Regions from separate parts of the Homo sapiens genome. Here all the other regions are linked to region 1. Evidence: read pairs that join two places in POLR2A ChIA-PET (ENCODE). Cell type or tissue: MCF 10A. All regions are shown on one strand. Links, peaks and the distances in the headings refer to the core of each region. The heading gives the core; the rest is flanking DNA.

Evidence for each region. ChIA-PET counts read pairs that join two places held together with the same protein. Peaks named below come from ENCODE experiments on the same cell type or tissue, not always from the same donor. Only the 100,000 strongest peaks of a DNase experiment are listed, where the experiment ranks them.
Region 2: POLR2A ChIA-PET joins it to region 1 with 42 read pairs; 5 of 35 experiments call an interaction of 5 or more read pairs at or near these places.
Region 3: POLR2A ChIA-PET joins it to region 1 with 20 read pairs; 7 of 35 experiments call an interaction of 5 or more read pairs at or near these places.

The regions. Positions count from the first base shown.
Region 1 is chr5:107,537,122-107,548,042 of GRCh38, reverse strand. All of the region lies in intron 1 of EFNA5 (ephrin A5), which reads left to right. Among named protein-coding and RNA genes, the nearest start is that of EFNA5, 130 kb to the left of the region's middle. In MCF 10A, for the core only: no CTCF peak of the experiment used is centred there; DNase peaks (open chromatin) are centred at 4,922 and 5,382.
Region 2 is chr5:107,464,088-107,475,008 of GRCh38, reverse strand. The region is part of intron 1 of EFNA5 (ephrin A5); the gene reads left to right. Among named protein-coding and RNA genes, the nearest start is that of EFNA5, 200 kb to the left of the region's middle. RefSeq lists enhancers at 124-273, 1,742-2,496, 8,958-9,459. In MCF 10A, for the core only: no CTCF peak of the experiment used is centred there; DNase peaks (open chromatin) are centred at 4,618 and 5,288.
Region 3 is chr5:107,419,032-107,429,952 of GRCh38, reverse strand. It overlaps EFNA5 (ephrin A5), which reads left to right. Exons shown (of 5, transcript NM_001962.3): 2 at 2,444-2,736. Among named protein-coding and RNA genes, the nearest start is that of EFNA5, 250 kb to the left of the region's middle. RefSeq lists an enhancer at 7,060-7,189. In MCF 10A, for the core only: no CTCF peak of the experiment used is centred there; DNase peaks (open chromatin) are centred at 4,042 and 5,882.

The DNA of each region.
Region 1 (10,921 bases), core at 2,724-7,723:
ATTCTTCACAATTATTTTTAACTTAGACAGGGTTTACAGAATTTTATATAGACCTTCTTAGGAATTTGAGCTTACTACATAAAGAATAAACCACCTTCTCTGAAATTGAATGCTATTTTAGGGTATGATTTTTGTTTATTTGTTCAAAAAATAGTGATTCAATTTAAGCCAAAAGCACTTATTTTAATAACAGATTTTTAGTTAAGCTATTTTACCAAAGTTACATTACCGTGAAATTTCTGTGGGGGAAAAAAACACAATTACACTGTCTTACAAAGTCACCTCTTGTAATCATTCACAATTAGTATATATATCATCAAAAAGAAAAATGCTTTTTTTTTATGGTTAAAAATAACAAGGGACTTCATGTAAATGTATAATCTACTTAATGTCTTTTTTAATGCTCTGCAGCCAACTCAAAGAAAAATGCCCTGCCAGGGGTAAACACTAACTCTGTATTTATTTGCACAACAGGCATTGGTTTCATGAAGTAGGCTTGTATTTTTTTTTTTTTTGGAACATCAGTGTCTTACGCTAACATTTTAAACTGTAAACCAGAAATTCCTAACCAAGAGAGCTTTGTTGTTAGAACAAAGCTTGGAGGATACTATGTGACACCATCACACCTGTCTTGTGGTCCCAGAGGTTTCTGTTGTTGGGAGGTATGAGTGTTATTAAAGGAAAACAGCAAACCCATCTTGATTTTCCTCTCAAAAGTCAGATCTCTCATGAAGATGGGAGCATGAATTTCCCGTACTGGCATCTATGGGAAAATGCCTTGCTTAAAAGACCTTCCTCTAGGGGCCCGAAGGAAGTTGTATCTTTTCTGCTATTTCTACTGCATTCCAATTTTCAGACAGGCCAATGGTACAGTGTATCCATGATCCATGTGTACAGTAGGCGAATGAAGCTACAGTAAGTAATACAAAAAGCTACTTCTTTTGCAGCTTGATTGAAACAGTCCACTGGTGGTTGCTTGGTTGTCAGTTTGAGCTTGTCTGTGTGACTTCTTTTCTGCTCCTTACTTCCATCCATCATTGCAGAGAGCACAGAAGAAGGAATATATATAGTGCCCTGTGCTTGCTTAGGCCTTAGCAAATATCAATTCATCACCAACTTGGCTCTAAAAGAGACCATTCATTGGCATGTTAGAACATTACAATTTACCCAGTGTTCCCTGGTGTTGAAGGAGTCACATGACCGGATCTCAAAACAAAAAAGAATTCCATGATATGTTCTTGGAGTTATTAATAAAAATAACTGCTGGTTGACAGGAAAGGCATATGGCAAATTTAAGATGCATGGCCACAGTATTTTATTTAAAAAAAAAATTCTTTCCTACACCAGGGGTGAGAGTGTGTGTGTGTGTGTGTGTGTGTGTGTGTGTGTGTTTTACGCACCAGAAAAACCTTCAACTCTGACAAGCCATTGACGAGGTGTTTCAGTCTTCACTAGCTTCCTATTTCATTGCTCTGCCATTGAGCCCTTGTAATACTACGATGAATAAAGTAATCAAAGCAATTGGCTGCCTGAGATCTTTTTTAATGCACTGCTTCGGACGCAGTACATATGCTGTGCAAATAAATACAGAATTAGTGTTCCTGTTGGAAGCATTTGGTGAGAATGAGTGATTTGTCTTGCTTATGAAAGGTGCATACATTTCCGCTCATAGCTGTTTATCAGCCAGCCTCTTTCTGCTTATGGATTCTGAGGTGGAATTCATCATTTGTCAGCACCTGAGCAGATGTGCTGGAGATGACCAGATTGATTTGTGAGGATGAGCAGAGCAGCCGCACCAGTGCTAGGAGGGCGGCCCCTACAAATTGTGTTATCTTTTGAGACTTGTCTACTAGCTCTTTTCTATACTTCAGGAAGAGAAGGAAAGCTACCTTTTTCTGCTTCTCACTTCTGTATTTGAAAAAATACAACTTTTGATATCGCTTAAGGGAAATGGAAAACAGCCCCCATCTCTCTGGGCAGTGAAATCCACTGAAACCCCATTTTTCCAAAGGTCCACTCTTCCTCTTCTGATTGCAGGCATGTTATTTGATGTTGGATTTCAATTAAAAACAAAACACTAATGTCAGGCTTGCAGAAGTGTCATTTGCTCTGTTTTCAAACTGCTACAGACAAAATTTTCTCTTAGTTCATAGAAATCACTTCCAACAGGACATTAGGACACAAGAGACAGTGTTTCGATTAGGAAAAAAACGAATGGCTTTCCAAAAGTTTGAGTTGCTTTTGGTCTGTGCAAAAGGCCTGTTGAAGCCGAGTTGATTACAGAGCCATCAGAGGCCCTTCTTGCCAACAAAACTCCCTTGCATTTGTGTGCTGTTGAAAATTTCCCTTTGATGCCAGCAGATTGAAGAGCTAAACACAAGTTGCCGAGGAGCTCCAAGTGGCTTTCCCATAGCAGGTTCTTGACCTTGGCTTAAGTAATTAACCATCTAGGAGCCACATCATCCTGTAAGGGCATCTGGAAAAATAAATACATCCTCATCCTTAATTAATGAATGGATGCAAGTATAGAAACAGGTAGCTTACTTCATGAAACAGGGTTAGGGCTCACTTGCTAAAACCCAGGTAGAACTGCAGTGTTTTCATTGTGCTTCTTTGGCCTCTGTTTCACTCCTGCAGTCCTCAGGAAATATTTTCCTGCGGGTGATTCCTTTTTAATCAGATTGGTAGAAAACCAATTTCATACTCAATATACCCAACATATAAGATCATTAGAAATACTGCATGTGTTTTTGAAAATGTGGCCCATAGCTCTGGAAACATCTGGCTTACAGCCGATATTACTGAACCAACACTAAGGCCTTCGGCCAAGCCCTGATACCGTGACAGGCAGGTAATGTTTGTGAAAGATGTGGCTTTCACACACATCTTTAAGGCAAGTAAAGGTTCGATGTGTGACTTTTATTTCCTCAGCTGAGATATAGACAGGGCTTTAGACGGTAGACATCATGTGCTTTTGCTTGTCATTCACCTTTTAGATGTTGTCGGTTATGTTTGTCATCAGTGGATTTTTTACAAGTCACATGGCTTCAAATCAGCCTCAAGGATGGGGATGTAGACAGTGATAACTAAAATGACAGTGTAGACATTGTGGGAGTTAAAGAATGATCAGAGATGATGGTAGTTTTTTGGAGTTTGTTTATCACATATCTGAGAAAGTTACTTAATTTTTTTCAGCTTATATTTAAATAGCAATTAAAATATGCCAAGCATTGTGCTAAATATTTGGGTTGTGATTGGAATAAGACATTCTGTGTTCTCCAGGCACTCAGGGAGTTTGGCAAGTAAAGAAATAATTCTAGTATGGGGTGACGTGACGAGTGCCATAACTGAGGAATATCCCAAGAACACTGAGGAGGGAGTGGTTAATTCTGCAGGACCAGCGCCTGAATTGCTCTTATTCCTTCAAAGTGTTTATGTTGGCTCTGAAGATAATTTCTAGAACTTACAAGGATTCATCATTTGCTTTTTCCAAGTGCTACTTTTGTGTAATTTGAAGTTCAGAGTTTTGTATCATTCACAGAACACAACCTCTCTTCAAGAACAACCTTGCTCCTGGTCTGTAAGAAGCCCTTGCATTTGGTACTCCCAGAGGTTACTCACAAAAAAAAATGCATCCTTGTTCTGCCTGGTCCTCAGGTGTTCAAGGACACTATGGATGCTAGGTGATAGCTTTGTGATGCTCTGTGCACTACGCGTTGAGAGATTTTCAAAGCCCTGTGTGGGGCTGAGCCCCAGCATTTACTGTTTTGTTCAGCAAATGCCACATCTTCTGTTGTCAGAACTATCTGATTGAACACCAGCAAGTGCTCTCTAGGAGGGAGATCCTTATTGCCCATTTTCTCTGTTTCCTAAATGATCTAATTGCTTGGGTAAGGAGGCATCCATTCTAAATCTCCCTCCCACCAGGGGCGATTCGCAAGTAACAAGGTTTAGATTACCCCAAATGTCAGGACCCCCACAGATATAATGGGCTTCCCTCCAGGGCCCACCTGACAAGCTGCTTCTCTTTCAAATACCTGGACTGCCCAGAACACACTACACCCTGATTTCCTGTCCCCTCACGGAGTTAGGGAGGCAGAGCTGCCGCTCTGCACCTTTTGATTTTGGTTTTAATCTTCGGAATCTATGGAATGTAAGAGATGCTTATAGGTTCGGTATTTGAAATCCCATTTTACAGCATATTAAATGTTATACACACGATCATTTCACCAAGGCTAATAATTAGGATATAAAAGTTATGGTTGTAGCCTACATTTTGGCTTAATGGTTTCTGAAATGGTTTTCATTCCTATGAAAAAAGGGTTTTTTTTTTAAATTATACTTTGGCATGTTCACCACTTTGTGAGCAGCAGCCCATGCTCTTCCTTTCTTTTAGTCTGCTGTATTCCCAAACGATAACTTCAGAAAAGTATTTGGTATGCTGTATATAAAGTTTATTTAATCAGAGCACTTTTTTATGACAATAGTAAGTTAATGGAAAATAGCTAAATTAAGAACACTGAAAACAAAACATTTAAGTTATTTGCCCTTGCCAAGATGTTCTTTGTGTGATTTTTTGGGTAAGGAAGATAACTTTCCCCTTCATTTCCATCCAGCCATGAGAAAGAAGTAGGGGTAAAATAGCATTGTCATATTTGAAAAAGAAAATGATTGACAACGTCACTTAAATTGAAATGTCTCCTTAAAATAAATATAAAAGGGCCTTTGAAGAAGTTGCTTTGAAAATCTTTTGTGGTTGTTTTTTAACCTGGAGTCCCCAGCTTTTTTTCCCTTCTACTTTGTTTTCTCACTGATGGATGAATTTAGCTCCTGTCGGAGTGGAGGCTCCGGGAGTGTGCACAGATGTATCAGCTGTTGTGTAACTCTGCCGGGAAGCCCTGCCCAGGAAGGGCTTGGAGCAGACCCATGGGTGCTTCCCTGCTGGCCTCTTCCATTTCTTGGGAACACAGGTTCCTGGTGCTGCCAGGCTGTGTGGCAATAGTGTAAATAGTGCGGTAAATGGGCCTGGGTGAGGTCAACACTTTTTATTTATTTATTTATTTATTTTTAATATAACACTTTTATTTTATGACCATCTTTCTTCCCTCTGAGCATTTGAACCGAGTGATTCCGGATAGAAAGAACAAGTCACACATACACTGCCTGTCGAGGTTGTGAGGCAAGCCTGTTTACTTCCTTTTAGGTGATTAAAAACACTTCTAACAATTGAACTAATATTTATTACAAACAAGATTAGAAGCACCTTCCTAACCCAGACATTGTGAAAGCTAATAGACATCTCTCTAGACCCCAGCCAGAGTTGCTGGATATTTGGTGTTCTAAGATGCCCAGAGGCATGAGTCAGGCTGGCTGATAGCCAGGTGAGTGGCGTTTTTCTCCTCCCTGTACACACATTAATCATATTTGCCGGCAGAGAAGGCATGACCTTCTGTACCTCCAGCACCTACCCCCTCCCCGCACCCCCCCCTTATACCACAACAACACAGACAGAAAAAGGAAAGTGGGAAGTTTATGAGCAGCCTGCATGCAGGCGGCAGACTCTACTTATGGAACTTAGAAATCAGAGGTCATTATCATTTTCAAAGAACAGACCCTGAATAACTATATCCTTTCATCACCATCTTTTACTAATTGGACACCAGCTGTACTTGTCTTTTCCACAGGAAATTCTCACTGTGCCTATAGGACCAGAGAAATGGAACTCTTAGCAGAGTTGACTTTTTATTCTTTGACAGTTTCCTTTCAGTACAGCTTGGGAAGCAGGAGGCTCTTGTTTCTTATTTTTCAAGATTTTGACTTTTTTTAAACAATATTATGATCCTGAGAACTTTAAAATTAGAAAGACTTAAGAAGACATATTATTTTCCCCCTGAAAGTGTGGCCCCATTGTCTCATATGAACTCTTTCAGCATATGGGAAATAGAAGAGTTAAATATAATCAGATCTTAACAAAATGTCGTGATTTGTTTTGGGAAAGTTGATTTTTCAGAATTTTCAGTGTTAAATTTTTTTTCTATATCATTTGCTTCAGAACTTGTGACTTTGAAGGATGTTCACTTTTATTCTTCAACAACACAGATATAAAAATAAAACTGTAGTCTGTTTGCCAAACATTTACAATACAAAAATAATTTAGATGTTTAAAGATGGTAGAACAGAGAGAATAATTAAAATGGTGGCTGGCCTATTTCTACAGATCAACCAGGAAAATTTCCCACATGTGACTGAGTCAAGTTCCCAAAGGATGGCTCTAATTTCTTCCCTATCCTCTTATCAAGTATAAAATCTATAAGTTAAGCTTTGGGCTACTTCAAAAGAAATTTTTTTTCCTCATTTCAGTTTACTGAGCTTGAAGTTGAGGTGTGTCTGTCCCAATCTGGGATTTGTGTGTGTGCATACACAGAAGTTGCCTGCTAGACAAAACCACCTGGCTCTTTCAGTGCAATCTGTAACCAACACAAGTTTCAGGTCAATGTTATACTAGAGAAAACTGACTATATCAGTGCTAATCTAATTTATTTTATGTTATTTCTTCCTAAATAATTCATGAAGTAACTTTGTGGTGATTTTTATTGCTATTGCTAGAGTTAGGCTTCGATTACATTTTTCTGATTATAACATTTATCATGTGTAACATATTTGTAAAATTCTAATGAGTTAAAAGTAAAATAAGAACACATAGATAATTGCTATTGGCATTCTGATAAATTAACTTTCAGTATTTTGTCTGTATACTTATGAAAGTTTTCATTTGTTGTTTGATTTTTCTACCTTGCTATAATCATACCGTGAATATAATTATGTAATTATATTAATAATTAATTTTCATCACTTATTATAATTACTTTTACATCCCATTGAAATCTTTATAAAAGTTAATTTTTTTCTTTTTCTTTCTTTCTTCCTTCTTTTTTTGAGATAGAGTCTTGCTGTGTTTCCCAGGCTGGAGTGTAGTGGCACAATCTTGGCTCACTGCATCCTCTGCTTCCTGGGTTCCAGTGATTCTCCTGCCTCAGCCTCCCGAGTAGCTGGGATTACAGGCCCACGCCACCATGCCCGGCTAATTTTTGTACTTTTAGTAGAGACAGGGCTTCACCATGTTGGCCAGGCTGGTCTCGAACTCCTGATCCACCCGCCTCTGCCTCCCAAAGTGCTGGATTACAGGCATGGGCCACTGCACCCAGCCTTAATTTTTTTTCTTGATTAAAATTTCTAAACAGAAATGTTTATTCATATTCTAATGAGTTCCTTAGGGTAGATTCCCAGAATTAGGCTTTCTCACTCAAAATCTGTGAACATTTTTAAGATCTTTAAAGTATAAGTATATTGAATAATGCTTTTGATAAGTTCTTACAAATTTTTACTCCTAAAGCATCTGAGAGTATTGAGTGATCTTTTCATTAGCTTTAATAATTTATAGCAAAAGTGATTGACTTTCTATATCTTTGATTACCTCATTGATTGGGGGAACATTTTCATATGTATTATACAATTACATTATTTCTTCAATCTGCTCATATTTTTTGCCATACTGTTTTCATAAAATTAGGGCAGAAAGTTAGCAGATAATCAGCTTTTGTTCGGTGACATAATTTTCATTTCAATGAGACTTTTTTCCTTTTTTAAATATGTGCAAGAATAAATGGGATTCTTTTTATATTGTATTCTTTTACAGCCGTAGCAAACTTATATAAACAGGTTTTGTCATGCATTCTCAATCTGGTTTTAGATTATACATTAGAATAACTATTTTGTGCTTCCTCTGTCTTGACTATGTATTTTAGTTATGGGCATAATTATGTATGTTCATAAAGCTTGAGAATGTTATGCCCTTTGTGTTTTCCTTGTTTGCTTTTTGACTCTTGCCCCCTCCCCCTCTTCACCCCCAGGATAGAGCCTTGCCTCCCTTGAGTCCATCTGTCAGATCATCTGTCTAAGGAGTTAGCATTCCTTCACCCTCTTAGAATCCTTTAGAACAAATAGTCCATGGCTAAGGAAAAGCTGATGAGCATTTCTGTGTGAAAGGCAGATGTTGCACCTTATGGATCCCTACATGTAGTTTGAGGCAGGAAGCCACCAGCTAAGGTGTGACTTCAAAAGCCACATTCGAAAGCCTGTTCTGACCTCTAGCTGTGGCGTGAATGATTCTTTCCATGATTTCCCTCTCCTACTTTCTCCTTTTAATTAACCATAGAGTTAAATAACCATAGAGTCACCAATGGTATGCTGACTGGTTTGTATCCATTTAAGAGTTTTCTGGCCGGGCGCTGTGGCTTGTGCCTATAGCCTGTAATCCCAGCACTTTGGGAGGCTGAGGTGGGTGGATCATGAGGTCAGGAGTTTGAGACCAGCCTGGCCAACACGGTGAAACCCCGTCTCTACTAAAAATACAAAAATTAGCCGGGCATGGTGGCATGTGCCTGAAGTCCCAGCTACTTGGGAGGCTGAGACAGGAGAGTTGCTAGAACCCGGGAGGCAGAGGTTGCAGTGAGCCGAGATCACCCCACTGCACTTCAGCCTGGGCAAAAGAGCAAGACTTTTTCTTTTTTTTGAGACAGTTTTCCAAGTCAGTGATTCTCCTTCCCCTGCTTAAATCTCACTTCCCTTCCAAGCATATCTCCATGCTTGTAGTGGTCATGGATTAAGCACTATTACCCACAGCCATGCCACAGCTAGTATTTTCCATTGCTCTCTCTTTCCCAGTGTCAGAGGATCAGGGGGATCCCTTGTGTGTACAGGGCTCGGAGCAGCCCTTTGCATTCCACTGCCTTCGCAAATGGTGCAGCTCTTTTTAGCATCGTAAATTAAATTAGCACATGTGGCCTTAAATAGTCCAGGCATGTAGGGCATGATTATCTTTCTGAGAAAATGATCAGGACCACATTCAAAGAACCCAGTGTTTCCAGGCAGCTCCCAAGGACATGTCAGTGTGCTGTGAACTTTCTGGGGTATGAATGGGATTTTAAAGTCTGCCTTTTCATTAGTGTACCAGTGCATACTCTGTGTCTTATGCCTCACAAGCTGTGAATGTTGTGACAGTCGCTTTTGTTCCCATGTGTGCAGTTGTTAATTGTATAAGCCGGAAATACAGAAACCATATCAAAGCAAGGCAGCCTTGACAAAAGAGAAAAGCTGAATGCCTCAAAGGAACCACTGCTTAGAAAGGTACACATTCTCCTCCAACCCCTACACCCAGGACCCAGATGTTCACATGACATCATTGCAGCTGAATTCGGACTTTACAAATGGAATACAAAATTACGAACATAGCGTGGAGTAACCACTTTATCTCTTCTTGAATCTTCTATGCCTGCTCTACATTCCTGGTGAAATTTGTATCTCCAATGGCTTACACCACCCTACCACAGAGTAGATACTACACAAACTGTCAGATGAGTTTACTGAATACATTTTACTCATCCCCCCTTGTCAGCTTTGCTTGTGCTATTAAGTGGCCAAGACTACCATGTCAGTATCCAGCTCATCTAAATCCCACTTCCTGTCTGTACATTCATTGTACTTACTGCTCAGACCATTCTTATGTTCCTCAGTAATGGAATATTCAATTTGGGCATCTAAATTTTTGTGTCTGTGCCCAGTGAGATTCAAGAGCATAAACAGTGCTTTGTACTTGTCAGAATGGCAAGCATAGTACTTTGCACATAATAGAGGCTCAGTAAGTACTCAGTAAACATCAGTAAGTACCTCAGTAATTAAATTGTTATTTTTCCTATAAGAAAATGAATTTGGATGGACAAATCTGAGAGAAGAATCCAGGTGCTTCCCTATGTTGAGTAAACTCAGCTGTAGTGAACTCCTCTTGGCCTCAAACTACGTACTAAATGAAAATTGGAGATGCACCCTTTGTGGAATTATTCTTAGCCTGACATTTCCAGACTGACTATAACAAGACACATTATACATCGAGCTTCTGCTTCCCCTCTTCCTGCTTAATGGCTTTATCAATCTTTTAAGACTCAGTCGAAGGTCCACCCTATAAAATAGCCTTCCCCACCATTCTAATCTCAATATACCCCTTTTCTTCAGCCCTGGAGGACAGCTGACTCACCTCCATCATTTAATATTTGCCAATACTCCAGTGTATTATGTGCTAATCATTTGTGTGTATCTGGCTTCTTTCCATAACTAGCTTACAACCTCCTCTGAGGTCTCACGACCATAGTTTAATTCTTTTGAATACTGCACAGTAATTAGCGTGATGTTTGTCCCTGGATGTAGGGTAAAACATTCAGAAATTTGGTTTGCATGGCTCTGTTACCTAATAACTGTGTGAGCTAAAAAAAGCACTCTACCTTTTTGAACCTTACTTTTGTCATCAGTAAAATGTTCATGATCTCTCATGGAATCATCCTGAAGATTAAATAAGATTATGAATGGACAAGTGTTTTTGTTTTTGTTTTTGAGAAGGAGTTTCGCTCTTGTGGCCCAGGCAGGAGTGCAATGGTACGATCTCAGCTCACTGCAACTCCTGGCTCCTGTGTTCAAGGGATTTTCCTGCCTCAGCTTCCCAAGTAGCTGGGATTACAGGCAGCCGCCACCACACCCAGCTAATTTTTATATTGTTAGTAGAGACAGGGTTTCACTATATTAGTCAGGATGGTCTCAAACTCCTGACCTCGTGATCTGCCCACCTTGACCTGCCACCACACCTGGCTAATTTTGTATTTTTAGTAGAGGCAGGGTTTCACCATGTTGGTCAGGCTGATCTCAAACTCCTGACCTCAAGTGATCCACCCACCTCGGCCTCCCAAAGTGTTGAGATTACAGGTATGAGCCACCACACCCAGTCTAGACAAATGTTTTTAGCTTATAAACCAATATACTAATGAAAGAAATTGTTGTTGCTAATTGTTGATTAGTTTTGAGAAATCTACTTCAA
Region 2 (10,921 bases), core at 2,719-7,718, 73 kb after region 1:
GTGGAAGCAGGAAGTAACCTCACATTGCACAAACACTGTCTTAACAGTGGGACAGAAACTTTTCTAATGACAATGATTTTTATGTAAATTGTATAGGCCTTGAATGGTAGGAACCTAGACAGTTATGAGTCAACATAATTGTCCTTTCCCTTAGAATGGCCCTTAATTAGTCATTCATTTATGTTGTCTTAGATCTTCGGGGCTTCTTCTTGCCTCTGGCAGGTCAGCCAGCATCATTCTGGAACATGGTGGCCTCTTGCTAAAAATATTTAACAAGATTGAGGTGGTGTTTCCTGTGTTAGCCAATATTTGATACCAACAGGCCTGACATATTTTAACAAAGTTAGTGGCCTAAAGATACGCCCTTCAACAGGATAAAGCCATCCCAGGATGCTATAGGTGGGTGAATTGCAATTAAACCATTCCTCGTTCGTAATGCAAAGATGCATGGTTGCATGACAGCACCTCCCTGTATTGTATTAGTCATGCCTGGAGGAAAACTCAACAAGGGTTTCTGATCCTCTGGGAAATTTTTACATACTAGATTTGAACTCAGACTGTTTGAAATCCTTGAAAACTCCATTGTGGCTGTTCAGTGCTGATGACCATTTCTTAAAATGGAAAACAATCTGTAAAATATTATTGATTACTTGGTATACTGAAAAGTGACAAAGGCGTGGGTGCTTTGGCAAGGGATGCAAACTTTCATGGCTAATGCAGCCGGCAGGTACCTAAGTGAGAAAATCAGACCTGGTGTACAAACTGGGTGTCATCCACTCCAGCAGAATATTTCTGTGTAAGAAGAATGTGGAGCCAGTGGCATCTGATCATCCAAGTTTTCAAGAGAAGGTAGAAACATGTACTTTATTTGAAATCTCTGGGTTTCTAAATATTGGTTCAGATGACTCTGAAACATTGTACTGGCTAAACTCAAGTGTACAGGGCCGAAATTGATTCACAGGCCATCAGTTTACAATCTGTCTTTTATGGAGATCTGTGTCAAAAGCATGATAGTCATGTATTTGCTATGTGGATGTTAAAGTCAAATGAGGCCAGGCATGGTGGCTCATGCCTGTAATCCCAGCACTTTGGGAGGCCGAGAAAGGCGGATCACGAGGTCAGGAGATCAAGACCATCCTTGATAACATGGTGGAACCCCATCTCTACTAAAAATGCAAAAATTCGCTGGGCGTGGTGGCACATGCCTGTAATCCCAGCTATTCAGAAGGCTGAGGCAGGAGAATCACTTGAACCCGGGAGGCAGAGGTTGCAGTGAGCCGAGATCACACCATTTGCACTCCAGCTTGGGCAACAAGAGCGAAACTCTGTCTCAAAAAAAAAAAAAAAAATTCAAGTGAAAATCCGATTGTTAATGAATTAGAATATCGGATCATAACACGTTCTAGAGCTGGAAGAATGTGTCATGGTTTGGCATCTGTTCCACACCAAATTGTAGAGTGTTAGGCTACCTGTATTTTCAGATTCCTTCTGCTTTGAGAATTAAATCTGTTGTAGTCACATTCTGACTTTGGGCATAGTTCTATTTGCCTCCCCAGTGAGCAGACACCTGGCTCTTCTTGGTGTGTATATGAAAAGTAGAATAAGTGGAATTCATTAGAAGCTGGCTGCTATCATGTTTAGGGAATTCAAGAATGATATCAACAAGGAGAATGAATAAAAGAAATATTTAAAGACCCAAACTCCACTAAGATGAGTAGACTCAGACTGAAAAAAAAAAAAAAAAAATCAGACCTGGAAGCAATGGGGAATGATGTGGCTTTTTAGAGTCAAGATTTGGGTCGAATAGAGTGTAAGTTTCAGAGGCAAAGTTTCAACCAATGTCAGCAGTACAAAGGCTACAACTTCCAACATCAGATCTCCATCAGTAACAACATCTTGGAAGAGGGCAGAGTTGTTTGCAGAAAAACGGTGGCTGGGGTCCCTGGAATGAGTGAGAGCAACCCCAGGAGGTAAGGTATAGGTGAATGAAGAGTTCAAGCAGGTGCTGGGGGGAGGGAGACTGGGGGCTCCATTTACAGTGTTGAGATGCCTGCAGGGGCTAAGAATATCAAAGGTTTGTTCAAATATCCTTCAGCCTTTTCATCAGCTCGACATTTGCATCCCTTGGTCCTACCAGCTTTATTTCAACAGTGAGTACACTCAGATGACTGAGCCAGCTCACGTTACTGATCTCTATCTGTTTGTCATTCTAGCTCTCTTACCTCCCACATGAGTTGTACCTTTTTGGTGCAAATAAGCTGCCAGAGCTGGCTTGGCTTGATCTCTGTGCTGCAGATGTCTCTAATTAACTTGATTGAGACAGGTCCATGGGATCCTGTTGCACAGTCTGACAAGTCCCACTGTCCTGGGAGGCACTATCCCATCACCTGAAGCATGCCTTTTGCTAATGTCCTTTGGGCAAAGTTTATTAATGACTAAAGTCTTCAAGTACCCATAGTTTTAATATGAAAGCTGTGGAGTGATGGTTGCTAATTTGCAGCCAGGAGTGTAAGAATTATCTCAAGTTCTCATTTAAATTCTGAGTAGAAATCTCCAGAGACCTTTACTAACAACTTCTAGTGTTTTTAACATCCAAAGTGTTACAATTTTTATCATCACTAATACTATTAACATTATTATTTGCAGTAGCTGAGAGAAACACGGTCTTGAGTCACTGCAAGTATAGACGCTTACGATAAAAATATTTGATGACGCCATCGTAACCTAGTGACAAAACATGTAATAAAACAAGTGTTTGGAAGTACTGGTTTGACTAGTTGTGAGATCTGCTAGATGTCTAATTACTGTAGGTTAAATTAGCCCCCAAGCATTGTAGAGAATGGATTTGTCTTTATTTCCTTTAATATCCACATTTACTCTTGTTTTTCTGGAATAATAAATTATTCAATCAAACTTTATATTTTGTGTGTATGGCTTTGTGCATGTGTTTTCTGTGAATATCTATAGCTTTTCAGAACTTGTGTATATCACTGCAGACTTAAGGCTATTTGCACTCTTTGAAACAATATAGCAGTTATTTCTAAAACGTATGGACATGGATATAACTTATTAAATGTTAAAAGAAACAATAGATAAATCTTCAACTACATGTAAGAACTACTACATATGTAATATCACTGTCTTTATTATCCCCTATAGCTACAACACCAAGCTATGAAGGAGAATACTGTATTCTTTGATGTTTAAATTCTTTTTTCATTAGTTACCATTCACATGTGGATGGATCACCAAATACATCTTTTCAGCTGTTGTAAATAATCACAATCCATGGTCCAGCCATCACTAAGCAACATGGCCTTGCCCTACCCATAATTTACAAGTGGATTCACCTATTAGTAGAAGTAGTTCATTATCGGTTATCCAGGCTACATTATTCAGTTGGAGGATTAATGTTTCTATCATCAACTGACTAGCATGAATTTGTAGACCATGTGCCCCAAAATGAAGGATAAAGACAAGATAGTGACATGATCCTTATCAATGCCAAGGAATATAAAATGTTACTGGGACCATGTCTCAGATTTAGAAAAAATAATCTCTGTAACTGCACACATTAAGTGTAATAATATCCTCAGTCCTGTGCAGTCTCAGAAAGGGAAGAGATCTTGGTGGGCTATGAAGGTAATGAAAGCTTAACAGAACTTAACCACTGAAGAAAGCCCAGTGGAGGAGTGAGGGAATTGGAGGCAAAAAGGGGGAATCAACAGAGGCCTGAAGGTAGGAGTTTGCACAGCAGGTGAGAAGACCAGGTTACAGAAGAGTCCTGGGAATTGAGGCTGGATAGGTTCCATGCTACCAAAATATGGGGAGTGCGAAGGACCAAGCACAAATTAGAATTGATTTTACAGAATAGGGAGTCACTGGGGTTCCTAACCTGGGAAAGCCTGATGAATTGGGAGGCGATAAGGAGACAAGTGAGACCAGCTAGAAGGTAATTATACTAATTGCATGAGTGACAATAGTATTGCATGAGCCTGCGGTATTAAAATGGGTTCTGAGAGATCTGAGAAGGATATCAAGAAAGAAATCATCAGAACTTAGTAGATGGGTTTTTCTTGAAGAAAAGAGATAAAAAAGACATCTTACTCCTGATTTCGTGTATTTTTATTTTTAATTTTTTTTAGAGATAAGGTCTTGCTATTTTGCCTAGGCTGGTCTCGAACTCCTGGGCTCAAGTGATTCTCCTGCCTCCGCCTTGTCCTGATTTCATTTCATCATTCTTGTGGACATGTCCACCACAAAGTACAGAATAGAGAAGTGAAATTTCAAAAAGTTTAGTTTATCCATTATCAGCAATGTTAATCTTTAAAATATTAAAGGGGAGAAGAATTTATGAATTGTTGAAGGAGTGCCGAAATTGAGAATTGATATAGAATTTAGAGGCACATTTTAAAATTCCCATCTATGCATCATTAGGAGAAAACTTCAGCAACTGACTGATTCTATCAGCTTCTCTGTTTAGTCCTCCAATTTTAATCAAATAAGACTGACACAGACATTAATGGTTTCACTGCTATTATACCATTCTCTCTGGTCAAGTCTCAATGCTGCCATGCATATGATAATTGGAGATTAGTCATTTCCTTGGATATACTTCATCATCCTCAGAAGCCGTATAATAACAATTGGGTGTCATTTGCTTTGGGTCCAGCTTGGAGGCTTAAAATAGCATCTCTGGCTATTCAGATAAGCCCTATCAGGATCTGAGTGCTGTATGGTAGCCCCAGAAGCAGCAAGTTAGTGTTCCCAGGACCCTCACTGTTGCCATTTTTTGGGACTAAAAGCAGATGGCAAGAGAATGCCAGATTTGGCACTTACAGGGTTATTACAGCAAAGGAGCGGCTCTCCAGCTGTAGGTGTGTATGTGAGTTTCAGAGCCCCTCCTAATGAATTTTAGACTGAGAATCTCATTCTCCTGGAACTATCTATCACTTGAGAATCAGAGTAATTATTTCCTATTGCCCTTTGTGGAATACAGTTATAATTGCATTACTGTTAACGGTGTTCGCATTAACACTTAATTGTTAATGTCCTCCTAATTTGGAGGAAATCATCACCTCTTCATATTTCATTGCTAGAAAGAGTTGTTAAAGAGAATAATTTGAAGCTTCCAAATGGAGAAACAAGAAATGATGCTAGAATTCAGAGGTGGAATTTGTGGGATGACTTCTCTTTCTGGTATTTGTGTGTGCATGTTTGTTTTCTTTTAAGGTATTATACGTCTACTTCCTTTTGAGATTAAGCCACAATGCACAGTCATTCACTGGAAAGTAACAGGGATTCTTGTGATGTGGAAACAGCTCTTGGGTGCGTGGTAAAAAAAAAAAATAAAGGGGGGGCAGTAACTTCTCTCATAGTTGACATCCTGTTTGAGTGTTGAAAGACACATTAACAAGAAAAGAAAGACACCACTGTGGCAAGGTCAGTCAGAAGGTGGTGGGCTACAGGCCTTGACTTTCAGATGATTGTTAACTTCTTCCTTTACAATATACTGAACTGCCTGTTGTTAACAACCAAGCCATTCCTTGGCTTAGCTCCGCAGCAGGAAACTGAAATATTTTGAGAAGTCTTTATTCAGGCTTGCAAAAAAAAATAAAAGAAAGAGGAAATACCAAAATTAGATCAATCTTTGAATCTATTAAGGGGAATATTGTTTAGGGCATTTGAGGATCTATTTTCTTATGAATGTAGGATGGGCAAGTCTGTACCACTGGTTTGGTACTTTCTTAGGGGCCTGAAAGTGTAACTGCAGTTGAGGAGCGCAGGGAACAGCTTCATGGATGCTGGGCTGGGGTAGTCACATGGGACCCAGTGTTCAAAAGGGCCTGGTGTTTGGTTGAATGTTGTGCTGCTACCATCTTGAAATTCTTAATAATGTTTTAACAAGGGGCCCCACATTTTTATTTTGCACTGGATCCTGCAAATTCAAAATGCTAAGCACTTAGTTGGTCCTGCTAAACATTCATTGGTGGTTGTGGCAGAATGTGGTTTAAATTTTACCAGGTGTGCTAGAATCTATATTCTCCTCCATCACCCATAAGTAATTAAATTCTGTGCTCCTATCAACACATAAACTGGTTTGACAACAACATTTCAGACTTGTTCTTTTTAAAAAATGTCATTTAGTGAAGCAGCTGTATTTCCTTAATGCTTACATGATGCCAAATAACCTGTATGGCCTATTTTTTTTTTCCTTTTCAATTGTTTATTTCTACATCACATGTAGCTGATGGGTCCTTGTTAAGAAAACACAAAGAATTAATTAATGAGTTTAATTTCATGAGTTTTAATGTAAGCTTTCAACCAAAAGAACTGTGAAAGCTGGTAGAGTGCCAACATTGGTGAGGTTTTAACTCTTGCACACCCAGGAACACATTCCTTAATTTCTAAGGGTGTGATTCTTTAGTCCTGGAAGATTTCAAAAGCACCTCCAGGCTAGGAGTGCCTCCTTCTAAGGACAGTCACCTGGCACCATTCAGTTCAGAATGGACGTTTCAATGATTGCTGCTAGCAGAGCTTGATTTCTTATCAAGTTATGCACTGTCAAGTGAGGAACTGCACCATTCATTTTATTTTGCTCTCTGACTCATTAGCTTTATTTCTTATAAACACCCTTCCCTTCCAAGCACAATCTAAAAATTTCTGTCATTAAAAGCAATTTTGTTTTTCCTGCCTAAGGGTGACTATTTCCAAGAAAATATGTGCATTTTGACAATGTGATTCTTGCCTATTTAAAGCTACAAGTATAATTTCTTTTTTATTGGGTGATAAACTTTCCTTCTGACAAAACAAAGGGCAGTCAAGATTTCTTCCCATTTTAAAAACTGTGATTTTGCATTTCTTCACAACATGTTTTAAAGCACATTTTGCATAACTCTGCTTTTAAAAAGAATGGTATATGGCTTGTATGCTATCCGTTCTACCAAGATGTCAGTGATATTGAGCATTAAACGAAGTGTGATCATGAAAATAGAACAAAATGCTATGTCATAATTGAAAGTTTGGCTGTAAATGTTTCATTCTTATAGCTATAATATGATTATGAATTTCCCATGAAAAACCCTAAGCCTGATTTTGATGTCCACATGTATGTAGCCTATGTTTGTTACCTCTTTCTGATGATTTTTGATTTGCTGTGCAAAGGAAAGGACCTTGGACAGTGGGTCACTGGTCTCTTTCCTGCTTCTGCCTGGGAAAGACAGCGTGGTAACATTTCCATGCCCTGCCTCTGGGTCCGCTGCCATTAGCACTCAGAGCTGGCTTTTCCTGCTGACTCTGACTCTTATATTTTACTTCTAGGTCAATAAAGCCCAAAGGTAAAGCTGCCTGATGAACAGGCTGTGAGACCGGATTTCTCACACTTTGGTTATCCACGTGCCACCTTCACAACTTTTGCCATGTGCGCATATCACCTATGTCAGAATTTGCTTAATATTTTTCTTTCAAATAGACACTATTTTTTTTACCTAATTTTTTTCATGGAAACTTTATAGCCTTTTTCCAAATGTCCCTTTGCTATGAATGTACATATTATTGTCATAAGCCAACAAGCCTCAGATCCAGAAGCCTGCTCTTTCTCTCTATTGAAAGGAGAGATTAGCCAGTGCTAGAGAGGTGTTAAAGACCTATTAGCACTATAGTGAGACTTTTTTTTTCTTGACTGCTTGAGAGAAGATTCATAGAGTTACTTTTCTCATTACATCATTCATTGTTTGTTAATGCCATATCCACATATCACCTGTAGTTCTCCTCACACTGCTAAAGGTCTAGGTATTCACTTTGAAAGTACTGCCCTAAGTGATGAGATTTGATAGATGCTGAGATGGCCCCTCCACTTGGCATGTTGTCTAAAATTCCACCATTACAATCATTCCTTTAGATTTTTATTTCGATTTTGTTCAGTAATTACCTATTTAAATGTAAATTACTGTGTAACCTCTTAGTAATCTTCTAAAGATTGGTTTTCCTTATTATTGAGACTAAGGCTCCATCAATGAAGATAGGCTTGAAATCTGAGCTGTGGAAGAATAAAAGAAATACTTAAGACAAACCTAACGCTCTTCCCAATTAATTTAGGATTGTTATCTCTTCTTCGGTATTTCTCTTAGCCTAGTATAGCGCCTTCCATTTGCCCCAGCTCCAGCTATCACACTTCCCACAACATTGGAGTCAAATGCCAATGCTTCTGGAGCCCTTTCCTGATGGCCCACCCCAAACGCTCAAGCCTTTGTGCATCTCACCTACCAGACTCACCACACTAACTTACAGACTAGGGATTTGTGAGCTTGCCTTATCTCCTCTTGTAGACACCGAGTGAGTGGTGTACAAACAGGAGATCTGACTTCATTAACTGTGACAGAAAGTGAGAAAGGCAAGTGTCTCAAAGCAAATTTCTCTAAGTCGATCTCGCGAGAACATTCCTCATGCCGCACAGCTGGGAAGGGTAGCATTCCATTCACCCAGATTTGGCCCCGTGACATCAGCCTTGTTCTCCTGTGCATGAATCATTAAAACAGGCAGACACTGAGACTTGCTGAGGTGTGGGAGTGGAGAAGGGAGTCTGGGAGAGAGAAACCTTTCCCAGCATTTCCGCTCTGGTGCCCGGCTCTGCTTGAGCTATCTTTCTCCAAGCCTAGCTGACTGGGCAGGGAGGATGAAGTATTATCTCTGCAAAGCATAGCAATGACTCAGCATTTAATACCTGCACCTTTGACACATCATGGCTTAACACGACTTATGAGCCGTCTATTGTCTCTAAATCCACAGTGGAACTTTGGTATCATGAAAGAAGCTTTGGCAGTGCAGTGGCAGACTCTTTTAGCAAAGGGCTGCATCTCTAAATAACTCGAGCACCGTCTTTGGAATCAAGGTGTGATGAAAAGTGCTTTGGAGTCACAAGCACCTGCGGTTGGGTCCTAGCTGTGTGCTTAGGAGCAAGGTGACTTGATGTAAGTTAGTCTGCCTCCTCCTGCTCCCGACTTTCTCCTATGAGTGAGAGCTGAAAATGAGATACCCGGTCTTGATTTCACAGTGTGGCTGGGTGTAGTGGGCAAGGCAGGTGGTTGCAGAGCACACCGCACATGTCTGGTACCAGTAGCCGTGAACCTGAGTTCATTCCCTTTTTCTTTGTTTTTCAGTGAGGATCTCAGGCTCTATCCTGCTTGGATTGTGTGTGTATCTTTGTGAGGGGCCTTTTTCTCCCCTCGTGATATACTAAGACACCATGGCAGTACATTTAAAATGAGGGAACATCTCTGCAAGCAATCTGGACTAGCCAGAGATTGAACAAAGACTGTCACCATGATTGTATCCCTACATTTCTTACGCTGCTGTGATGGATTTGCATGAGAATAAAACCTCTGATAGTTATTTAACTACCTATTTATTTGATTTTCAATTATGTTGGACTTAAGTTCTCAGAAGCTAACTGTCATCACTCCATGATCACCATGTCAGCTTTGCTGTCATATTGGCTCATGCTTTAAGAGGCAAAGCCACATTTACGTGGCGTCTTTGGAGTAAAGCGGTGAAACCTTGGTGTTCTGCCATGTTATGAGCTGTCCAAGACTCATTTTTAGGACTCACCTGTCCATATTAACTCTTCTAATGTTCTACATAAGTTGTGACAGAACAAGATCTAGGAAACAGGGAGAAATGACTTTGGGTTGTCATGTTAGGTAACCGTCACCCATTATCTTTAGAGGCTTAAAATGTTGATGTTCACTCTTTCCAGTATGCAAGAAAAGACGGCCTTCGCAGGGCCTTGGAAAGAAGTGAAGGTGAAATCTGGTGTAATGTAAGTCATAAATTGGGTCACACTTGAAAATGAAAAGCTTTGCTGTCGCTGTTGGTAACCATTGGCCTAAGGAAAAGCAGTGGTTCGGAAACTTCCCTTGAATTGTTTTTCTTAAAAAAAAAAAAAAAGCCTCACACAGAATGGAAAGTTTGGGTCACAGGTGTAAACCCTTAGGCCGTGCTTCCTCGGTGAGCTCAGTGCTGGTCTCAAGGACAAAAAAGAGAGAGAGAAAAGGAGTTTTGCATTAAAAACAGATTTACCTCTTCAGGCAGAGGGATGGCTGCGAACATAGTCTCTGTCAGGACGCAGAGTGAGGAGGGAGAGTTGGAAACAGTAGTTGTGGACTTGAGGTGTTTATTTTCCCCTCTCCTCTTTCCTGGCGTGATGAATTTTGCTTATGGATTTGGTTTTGCTTCAGAATTCTTTCTGTGTGATAAGTGAGGGTTAGCTATTTGGGGACTGGTAGTTAATTTGAGCCTATGGGCAACTCCCCTCTTGCCTGGGATTGTATTTGTAACATTTTCCTCTGTAGGTTTAACTAAACTGTCAGGACAGCAGAGAGCTGAGTTATTGGACTTCATTGTAGAAAGCTCAGGCAGGAAATGAAACTGTTCACCTTAGAGAAGGAGCAGTGCAGCAGAGAAGGAGAAGGTCTGGGCTCAGAATCCTCTGTGATGCTTTGTTTCTCCGGAAAATTAAGTGCAGAATTTCTCCCCTTTGCTCCCCGAGGATGTACACAACAATCGATTTTGAAGCAGCAGCATCACCTCCATGTCTTGCCCCACCTTTGCTAAAGTACAATCTTGCTGTCTTTCATTTATTCTGGGGCTGGGGCAGGGGCTGCTTGTCATCTTCATCAGAAGGTATCCCTGGGCCTGGGTTGTGACAAGGGTAGTGAAGATTGGAGGGATATTCTGAGACATATACCCCTGGAGGACAGGAGAGTGGACCAAAGCTTCCTTTTGGTGCTAAATTGCTGAAGTGCTGCTGGTCCCGGGGCTGAATTCTAGCCAGCCCAGACTCCAGAGGTTAGGAGGTTAGGGGCAGGGTGTGCCTCAATTATTTCCCTGCCTCTTTTTGAATCCCATGAAATTCCTACTGTCC
Region 3 (10,921 bases), core at 2,127-7,126, 120 kb after region 1:
CAAGTGGAGTTGCTATGGATCATTTGACATTTAAGGACAGAATTTAACATTTCTATATGATTTTCCTTTTGGATTTTTAAAAGGGGAAATATACATATTATTTTTATCTCTGTTGTATGTTCTTACTGCTATTATTTTAAAATTAATATTTTATTTACTTATTTTAATATGCTTTGGTATATCCTGATGATGGTAACAGTGGTTTACATCTACACAGTTTGTTCCATACATTTCCTTATCTAAGGCTTGAAGCAGCCACCAGAGGCCAGCAAGGCAGGTTCTCATGATTAGCCCAACTTACATATGAGGAAACTGAGGCTCAGAATGATTTATGACTCTCCCACTCAACCAACAGCAGATCCAGTTCTTAAATCTAGGTCTACTTAGTCAAAATGAATGGTGTCTCTACTTTTTCACAATGTTGTCTCTCGGAAGAGTATCTTGGCTTGTCAATGAATATTTAGCATCCAGAGTGAAGGTGGTCTATTTCTTTCTTTTTTCTTTTGTGAGACCGAGTCTCACTCTGTCACCCAGGCTGGAGTGCAGTGGCGTGATCTCAGCTCACTGCAACCTCCGCCTTCCAGGTTCGTGCCATTCTTGTGCCTCAGCCTTCCGAGTAGCTGGGATTACAGGCATATGCCACCATGCCTGGGTAATATTTTTTGTATTTTTAGTAGAGACAAGGTTTCGCCATGTTGGCCAGATTGGTCTCAAACTCCTGGACTCAAGTGATCCGCCTGCCCCAGCCTCCCAAAGTGCTGGGATTACAGGCGTGAGCCACTGTACCCGGCTAGAAGGTGGTATATTTCTACTGGGGTGGACATTGGTCACAAACTGTCAGAGGTCGTTATTATGTTTATGTTCGGGTGCTGCATTTTATGGGGAATATACTGGGAAACTGGAGACTATGAGAAGGGTCAAGAATCTAGAATGATGAGGAGCCTGGGAACTATACTAGAAAGAACCAAGGGAATCAAGATTTTCAAATGTCTGCAGAAAGGAAGATATAGAGAGATATAGCTGACATCTTGAAATGTTTTATGGACTCCCTTGCAGAAGAGGAATTTGATTTGTTTTTTGTAATTCCAGGCAGCAGAAGTAGGATCACTGGGTAGAAATTACACAGAAGCGGATATGCTGAATATAAGAAGAAACTTTCCAACATCTAGAGATGTCCAAAAATGGAATAAACTATCTCACTGCCACTGGGAAGTGTTCACACTCAGACTGTCCAGCTTGGAGATTATATGACTTTATGAGCATTGTATTTCAGCAGTAACACAATTTTATGATGAAATTTCTGAGGGCTCAGAGAAGAATTTCCTCACCAGCTAAAAACAAAGGAGTTTTGTACGCTTTTCCACCATGATTTTAGACTGAGAAAGTTGTATGCATAACAGTTCCTGTTTCACACATCGTTGTGTCTTGGGAAATACTGTTCGACTGATGGGGAAAGACACATTAGTTAAAACAGATAAGCAAAACTTTTGTGAGATGAGAATTGAAGCAGACAGTGTGGTGTTTGTGGTGGGAGGTGTGTGTATTCAGGTGTGTACATTTTTAACTAGGATGAATTAGCCGTGGTTTTGGCTATTTTCATTTGGCTTGTTACTTTCATTACTCACCAGCCCAGCTCTAGAACATGACCTGTTGAGGGATTAAAAGAAATGAGGGGAAGAGCCATTTGATTTAGATGGGTTGTTTTCTCAGTATGGAAAAGATGCTGCATCAAAATCGAGATGCACTAAAATAAGTTTCTGACGTAGCAGATCTAAGAAAAGCACTGAACTGGGATCCGAAGTCTCCATACTAGGTTTGGCTCAATCACTCACTGCTTCATCTTTATGTCTTTTTATTTTTCTCTAAAATGGAAGTGTTTTAGGAATTGTCTTTCTAACTGTAAAATGTTATGATTCTAATTCTCCCAATTTTATGGCTGTAATTCTCATTTGCATAGAAAGTGGAAAATGGCCTCAACTATAACAAAAAACAATTCGGTCATTTATTTGTTCTTTAATTTCCTCATTCATTTATTCAAAAATATTTATCAAGTGAAACACTATTATAAAAATATAAAAACTTTGTTTTAATATATGATTTTTAAGAATGAAAGGAAACATGGAAAACAGCACACTAGTACCTCTATAGAGTTCCACAGTTTGAAAGAGTGATATTTAATATAATATTTAAAATGAAAGCAAAGCACTTAGTTTGTAGGATATTTTGAAACAAATATAATGGAATCTCACTGTAAAATGGCTTTTTGTGGCTTAGATTGGGAACTGCAACATTTCAAACCATGCCCCAAATCATAATGGCATTCAGTAAGAACTTACTATACTAGATGCTTTAGCTCCAAAATTATTGAATGGCTTAACCACTGATTCCAAGCAGAAAGCCCTTTCTCTATGAATTATCACATTTTTTTTTCTTTTTCTAACAGATTCCAGAGGGGTGACTACCATATTGATGTCTGTATCAATGACTACCTGGATGTTTTCTGCCCTCACTATGAGGACTCCGTCCCAGAAGATAAGACTGAGCGCTATGTCCTCTACATGGTGAACTTTGATGGCTACAGTGCCTGCGACCACACTTCCAAAGGGTTCAAGAGATGGGAATGTAACCGGCCTCACTCTCCAAATGGACCGCTGAAGTTCTCTGAAAAATTCCAGCTCTTCACTCCCTTTTCTCTAGGATTTGAATTCAGGCCAGGCCGAGAATATTTCTACATCTGTGAGTATATAGAGATTTATCGTGTTGTAGGGCAGCTGCAAGAACCCAGACTAATTTTTTACCCATGTTTCAGAGAATTGCAGAGAGCTGGACTCTGCATTACAGATATCTCCTTGTAAATGCGTACATCAGGATCCCTAGATACATTAGCTGGGAATTGAGAGCACAAATTAGATTAAAGACAGAGCGCGTCTCCCCCTATGAAATTACGTGTCAGCCTGTTCACTGAACCACTGCTGACTTGTATTTTTTTTAAATGAAAATTGCCAGGACTTCTCCAAAGCTCAGGAAAAGAAAAAAAGACTCCTGAAAAAAAAATTAAAGGAAATAATTAAATTTACATAGCTTGGAGTCATTGGATTTCTTATTCAGGTGTCAGCAATATCCTTTCAATCTTCCACATTTTCAGTGGAGGAAGCCAAAACTCCTGGACATGTCAGCATGTTGACGATAAATACTCTCTTTGCAGCAAGGAGAAAAGATAATTATTAAGAGTAGCTCTGTCTTTAAACAGGAAAGACTTGTGAAGAAGTGTCTAGAAGGGGTTCCAAGGTAACTGGTATGAGCGAGTTTCCGACCTGTGAGCATTGAGTGACTCTGTCCTGGGAGAGCTCTAAAACTTTCTCAGTAGACTTCTGTATTAATCAGAATGCCTGGCCTTGTTTCTTCTCCATTATATACCCATCACTTCTTCATACCTCCTACTATCATATGTTATAGGTAAATGCTTCTCAAACTTCACCGTGCATAGTGTTATCTGGGGATCTTGTAATGCATTCTGACTCAGGAGGTCTTAAGGCAGGGCCTGAAATTCTGGATGTATGAAGCTCCCAGATGCTGCTGCTGCTACTGAACTGTGGACCACACTTTGAGTAGCAAGATTATAGGTGGTAGCTACTTTAAGCAGCTTGTTGTGTATCTGGACTTTAACTAGTATTTATATTTAAACTATCTGGCCTTTCCCATGTATTCTCACTGTCAACTGAAGAGGTTAAAAGTTTACTTGTTAAAAAATACATTTATTGGACAGCTTAATCTGAGCTGAGAAATGCTGGGGGATGCAAGATGAAAAGATATTCCCTGTTCTTAGGGAGTGACCTTTCACTGGGGAGCAGACATGTAAATAGGCAATTAAAGTATAAGTCGACAATTGCTGATGATGAAGATAAATTCAGGGAGTAGTGAGAACATGGAGAAAGTTGTGCCTCACCTGCTTGGAAGAATCAGGAAATGCAACCACACACAGTGGGTAGAGATCCAAGTTATACCACTCAGTATGCTTAGCATCGACTTTCACCCCAGCTTGCCAGACAAACAAGAACATTCTTTTTTCTGACTCATTTCTTCAGTCCAAATGTCCCTACCCACTCACAACTTACACGGTTTAAGTCTACAGGGATTTCTAGCTCCTCTCCTTCTCCAGAAAACAGAATTTTATAATAAGTCAGATTTCACCATCACAATGATAACTGTCACTTATATTGGAATTGAATTTAAAAAGGAAATTGAACAGTACCAGTTTTATTATTTCAGTACATATTTCAGTCATTAGTCATGAGAAAACATGCAAAAGCCTTGATACTATCTCACATTTGATCCATAAAACAAGAAAAGGAATATTGAGTCCCACAGATGCAGGAAGCACTGGCATACAGTGAATTCACACTTCTCAGGCAGCATGTTCTTGACTTTTATTGCTTTTTTACTTTGTGAAAGAATCTCATTCAGCATATGAGAAAAAGGAAAGAGGAGGACTTCATTTGTGGGACAGCAACTCATTAGTTGTCTCACTGTAAAATACTATACCAATGTAAGAGAAAATTCTTGCTAGTTTTGAAATTTTCTTACTGGCTTCTCAGATTAAAAAAACAACAGCAAAAGCAAAAATCAAAAATGAATAGAGAGCACCAAGATGAGGAACATACCCACTAACTAACTAGTTGATTGCCTGATTATTAGAAATTATAGAATTCATTCAGCTTCATAAGCAAGATGTTATTATTCAAATATACCCATAGCGCTTATGACTGGTTTTTCCTCATTTGTGGTTAAATTCAATATTTCACTAAAAATCATTATGTGACTTCTATAACATTCATTTAACGGAGTCATTTAACTGTCAAGGGCTTCCGTCAAAGTAATTGTTCCAAAATGCTTCAAAATATGAAGAGCTTTTTGCTGTTCAGCTGAGTTTAACTTGAATTACTTTTTTTAATGAAAGGTAAAATAGCACAAAATTAGCAGCAAAAAGATGTTCATTAACAAGAAGCACAGTGGCTTGGTGTTCAGTTAAATTGAATTTTCAACCATGTTTTCGACCCGCAAAGGCATCCTTCCCTGTCTTTTTAGTAATGAAAGGGTTTCTTCTCTTCCACCACTGCAGTCAGGAGCAGCAGAGCTAACATGGTTGTCTTACAGACGTTTAATGTACTGTGGTCATAATTAAACTAAAGGATTCTTAGGGGAGAATTGGCCCTCAGTTGAATTTTCCTCTTCCCTAATGTGTGTGGAATGAACAAGATGATTGGGAAATAGCTATTTTCACACTTACTACGTTACAAGATGCTCTATTGCTGATCTCAGGAACAAGCTTCACTGCCCACCAGTCAATTTTACAGAATGTTCTTGCTAGGACAGCAGTACCTCTTAGCTCCTCATAGCCTTAAAATCTCTTCTTACTTTCCCTAGAAAAAAGAAAGCTGGCTGTGCACAGTGGCTCACATCTGTAATCCTAGCACTTTGGGAGGCCGAGGCGGGTGGATCATGAGGTCAGGAATTCAAGACCAGCCTGGCCAAGAGAGTGAAACCCCATCGCTACTAAAAAAAAAAAAAAAATACAAAAATTAGCTGGGCATGGTGGCAGGAGCCTGTAATCTCAGCTACTTGGGAGGCTGAGGCAGGAGAATCACTTGAACCAGGGTGGCAGAGGTTGCAGTGAGCCGAGATTGAGCCACTGCACTCCAGCCTGGGTGACAGAGTGAGACTCCGTCTCAAAAAAAAAAAAAAAAAAAAAAAAAATGAAAGAAAGAAAAAAGAAAGCTATAGCTTTTTGGCCATCCTGCTTTATGGTGCTAGGAGTAGGCTTAAGTATAGTGAAGACTGTGGAGTGCCAAAATTCAGATACAAACACAGATTTGGAGGAAGGGAAGACAAGGATTTCATAACAAGCTATTCACCTCATTACTTAGAGAGGACATGAGTCAGAAGATTCTTATCAACATTTGCCTTATCCTCAACCAGATTTCTTTTTTTCTTAATGTCTTTGAGTTTTATAAAATTAAGAAAATGTGGTAGTTGAAAATATCCTAAATGAAGTTTCCAATTTACTTTAAAAATAAAACATGCTTTGCAGTTCTAGTCCCTTTATTTTAACTCCCAAGAATAACTATGCTATATTCTCCTTTCCTTGGGAACAGACAGTATATTAAGTTGTTATAATTGCTGATTATTGCTGAGGTAGACTGGGGCCATCTCTGAATCTGACAAATACTGTTTTTAATCTACAGGAGTTATTTTGGTAAGAGATTGGCATACTAAAGTAATTACAGAAAGTTGGCGGTATTTATATCAATGATAGATTTGCAGAACTGCCAGTCAATTGATTAAGACAATAGTTGTTTATATAGACTTCCTAAAGGAAACAGTAATTTTAAAAAATTCAAAAATACTCATTTTAGCTGGATATGGTAGCACATGCCTGTAGTCCCAGCTGTTTGGGAGGCTGAGGTAGGAGGATTGTTTGAGCCAAAAAAATCAAGACCAGCCTGGGCAACATAGCAAAACCCTGTCTTTTTTTTTTTTTTAATACTCCTTTTAGAAACTTAAAAAATACTCAATTTAGAAATGATACTCTTAAATATTAACCTAATGAGAATATGTTTGATAGAAGTTTTGCAGTTATTTTTACATCAGAAGGGGTAAAGGGAAATCCTTTTAATAAGTTATCTTTGTAATTCCATAAAACACTGATTTGAATATATGCTTTTATAAAGTAAGGAAAACTGAGTCCCAGGTCCTTTTCTTGACCTAACTAGCTGTATGATCTTGAGAGAATCATTTCATCCATCTGGAGTTTGAACTCTACATCTGTAAAATAATGTAATTATAATTGACTTCAGAAATTCTTGGAGCTTTAATATCCTAATTTTATTATATTTTATCTGAGGGTCTGCAGCATTAGGGTAAAAGATAACATCCGTACAGTGGTCCAGGTCAATACCTTGCTTAGTAGATGTTCAATAAATCCTAGTTAAAGGTACATTTTTAGGGAAAATGCAGAATGGAGAGGCGTGTTAGGGTTATTGAACTAGTTCTCTCCCAGCTGCTCTGTCCAAGTCATCATTATCTGTGGTCTCTACCAGTGCAGCAAGCTCCTGTTTTCCCCACTCATGGCACTGACAGAGCAGTGCCTCACAGCCTCAGAGCTCTGTCACAGCCCTCCAGTGACTTCCTGTCTCACCCAGACAAAAGTCCACAGTCTCTAACCTGGCCAGCAAGGTCCTCCATGGTTGAACTCCTTTCCCTGATTCCCTCGGCCTCTGACTTCTGCTACCACCGTCTGCCTGATTCTGGCTACTCAGCTGCCAGCCCTCCTCCCTCTCCTATCCAGTACACTCCTACATCGGGACCTGGGGACTTTATTGTCCCTCTACCTGGGCTTCCCATTGCCCCAGGCATTCACGTGCCTTGCTCTCACTTTCTTTAGGTCTGTGTTCAAACAATGTCTTTATCCAAGAGGCAGCGACTCTGACCTCTCTATATAAAAATAACACCTTGTTCTCTGCATTCTCTATACTTTTACTGTGCTTTATTTTTCCTCAGGCACTTATCATCCCTGACATTATATATTTATGGTAGGTTGTTCACAGCTGTTCCTGCTTTCTGCCCTGTATTACATTGCTTGGCACATGCAGATGTTTAATAAGTAAGGATAACTAGAATTTATATAGCATGTACTGTGTTCCAGGCGCCATCTGAAAACAGCACTACGAAGAACTATTCTTTTTCCCTATTTACAGGTGAAGAAACTGAGGCCCAGAAAAGTTAGGTAACTTGAAAAAGGTTCACACAGATGAGAACTAGCTGATCTGGGAGGAAGTTAAGTGAGTAAGCAACTAAAAGAAGAGGGCCGGGCGCAGTGGCTCATGCCTGTAATCCCAGCACTTTGGGAGGCCAAGGCAAGTGGATCACCTGAGGCTGTGAGTTCAAGACCAGCCTGACCAACATGGAGAAACCCCATCTCTACTAAAAATGCAAAATTAGACGGGCGTGGTAGCTCATGCCTGTAACCCCAGCTACTCAGGAAGCTGAGGCAGGAGAATTGCTTGAACCTGGGAGGCGGAGGTTGCAGTGAGCTGGGATCGCTCCATTGCACTCCAGCCTGGGCAACAAGAGCGAAACTCTGTCTAAAAAAAAAAAAAGAAAGAAAGAAATGAGGAGATAAAGTCCTGGGGTCTATTATACTTGAAAAAATACACTTTATATTTTTTAAAAACAGATTAGAAACAAATAGCACTCACTCTGACATCATCTACTGTTTAGAGAATTCTACTTTATAAACACTTCCTAGGAACCCCGAATCAGATGGTAGAAAGATAAATTTTAAACATATTTCTGCATTTTTTCCTCTCCAAAGGATACTTTTCCATCTCCAGAAGATATTTCAACTGTATCTTCCCAAAGCGTTGACCTTTTTAACTCAGATAACTTCAGAAACCAGAAAAGTTGCATTTTCTAAGAAATTCTCCTTAAATGTCCTGAATATTCACCATCCAGACTGAATTACGATTGCACACTTGATTCAGGAATTAGTATGTTTTAATGAGAGATCTATAATAAAGAAGACAATTGTCATTTTCTGAAAATGATACTAAAAGAGAATTTTTCCAGCATTTGTTATATCTGAGTTATTACTAGGACATTCTGTGTTACTATGGACATCATTTTTAAATCTATAGTCTGTAGATGCTTAAATGTATGTGGTTAACTGCTAATTCTCAGCTTTAGGTATTTAGATTAAAAGTTTACAGTTTTATCTTAAGCCATGAGGCAATTTTAATATTCACTGTACAATTTTTAAAACAAAGTAACCTAAGTTCCTAAGGGCTATCTTATTAAAATGATCAAGATCAGCTTCAGAAATCATTTGATTGTACAATACAGTTATTGGCTAACCTTTTAAAAGTATAAGAATATTCAGTAAAACTAGTAAAACAGAACTAATTTGAAGAAAGTCCTCATTTAACTATCGATGTGTTTCAAAACCTTATTTGCAGGTGAGTTGTTTAGAATTCAGAATATAGTTTTTCGTAGAAGTGCAAGTTTTCCATAATATGGATAATCTGCTTAGCCATAATATTGATGAAAAGCTATATATTTCAAAGAAAAATTGCAGAAAGCAGCATCTAGAAGAGTTACTCAGGAAATATTTATTGCATGGATAAATGCCATAATAAACCACATATGGCAAAAAACCAATTAATTTTTTAAATTTCTAATTTTGTTTTTTAGAAAAGCAGATAAATTACAGGGCTCAAGTTTTACTGCACCCTCTCCAGCAGTTCCCTCGTATTTTAGTACTTTAAAAAAATAATATGCTAGGAATACATAACATCAAAGCAGAGAGTGGAACATGGTTGTTGTTGTTTGCGTGTGTTTTTTTTCTTTTTTTTTTTTCTTTTTTTTTTTTTTTTTTAAAAGCACAGACTCTGGTTAAGTGTAGCTTTGGGTCTGAATCCTCTTTCTGTGCTCTTACTAGCTGTGGGAACTTGGGCAATGTGCTTAACTTCACTGAGCTTCAATTCCTTCATCTGTAAAATGGGTGTAATAATCACAACTCTTTTCTGATTTTTGAGTCTCGATGAAATATTGTTTAAGGAACCAGTTGATTGCCAAAATAACAACTTCAGTAATCCAAGTCCAAAAAGTTTTGCATTTTTTGAAAAGTTAAGGCAACTTGAATATCCCAGATTGATATTTTAGTTCAGTAAAAAATTTCATAAATGCATAAAGATTAAGTTTTAAGACCATTTCCTATATTCTTAAGGAGCATTATGCTAGGATTACTATGCATAAGGAATTCTTCATTCCTCTTGATGTCTGATTTTTCAGTGCCTTACTTTAGTCATCTACATTAAGAATTGTTTTGCTCTGGACAGTTCACACCAATCACCTTTTTTACATAGTTTTTCTTATTGAAATAGAAGAGTGTCAAAATGGCACAATTATCAAAGCAGGAGGTAGTCTTTTTCACTGTTCATTGTCTTTTACTCTTGCAGGGGAAATGACTTGTAAGTACAATGTACTTTCTGACAATGAAACACTCGATATTTGCTTCAGTGTGTGTGTGTGCATTTTACTTTTGTTATTGAAAAATGTTTTTGATTACTGAAGTCTTATTTTAGCATTATTTACTGTAGCATCAACTTCTCTAAGATTGAAGAGGTTTATAACTGAAATGTTCTGTAGGACTGTGGTCAAATACTGGTGCACCTCCTCTAGTTTTTCAAGTATGTGTACTAGCACATGGTGTTTTAAGACACACTTGTATTAATACAGAAGAGTGGAAGGGCAGTGTTGGGAAACCGACAAATTTTAACGTTTTCTAAAGGGAAGAGAATACATATGGCACAAAAATCAGATAGTAAGTACCCAGATATAGATGCAAAGTACATCTTAGTCACCAAAAACTATTTAGTTTTTCTTTGTAAGTTTTGTGTTATTTTGAAAATAGAATGGAACAATTTTCTCCCCTTGAAAGCCAGCATATTTTTTAAGAATTATATCGGGTCTCTATTTGAAAATAGTCCTTCTATTCGCTTTGTATACTCCCACAGGTCTTTAGTGAAGCTGCAATAATGCACCTTTTTATTTAAAGAATGAGTTTAGGGAATTGTGTCTGTTTCAAGTTGTCCCTAGTCATTTTTTAGGAAAGCATGAATGAATTTCAAGGGCTCTTAAATGAAGGTTAAATAAAGAACATGAAAGAGGATATTTAGGGACTTGTGGAAATTATTCTGTTAATTGTAATTTCCTCTTATGAAAACAGTTATTTACTGCCAGGTGCCCTCTTAACCTTCTGAGCATGCATACGCAGCATCAGCTCAGGTGCTGTTGGAGCTAGACCTGTACCTCTGCCTTCTGGTAATGGCTTCGCCTAGCACACTTCACATAGTTTGAGTGAAAT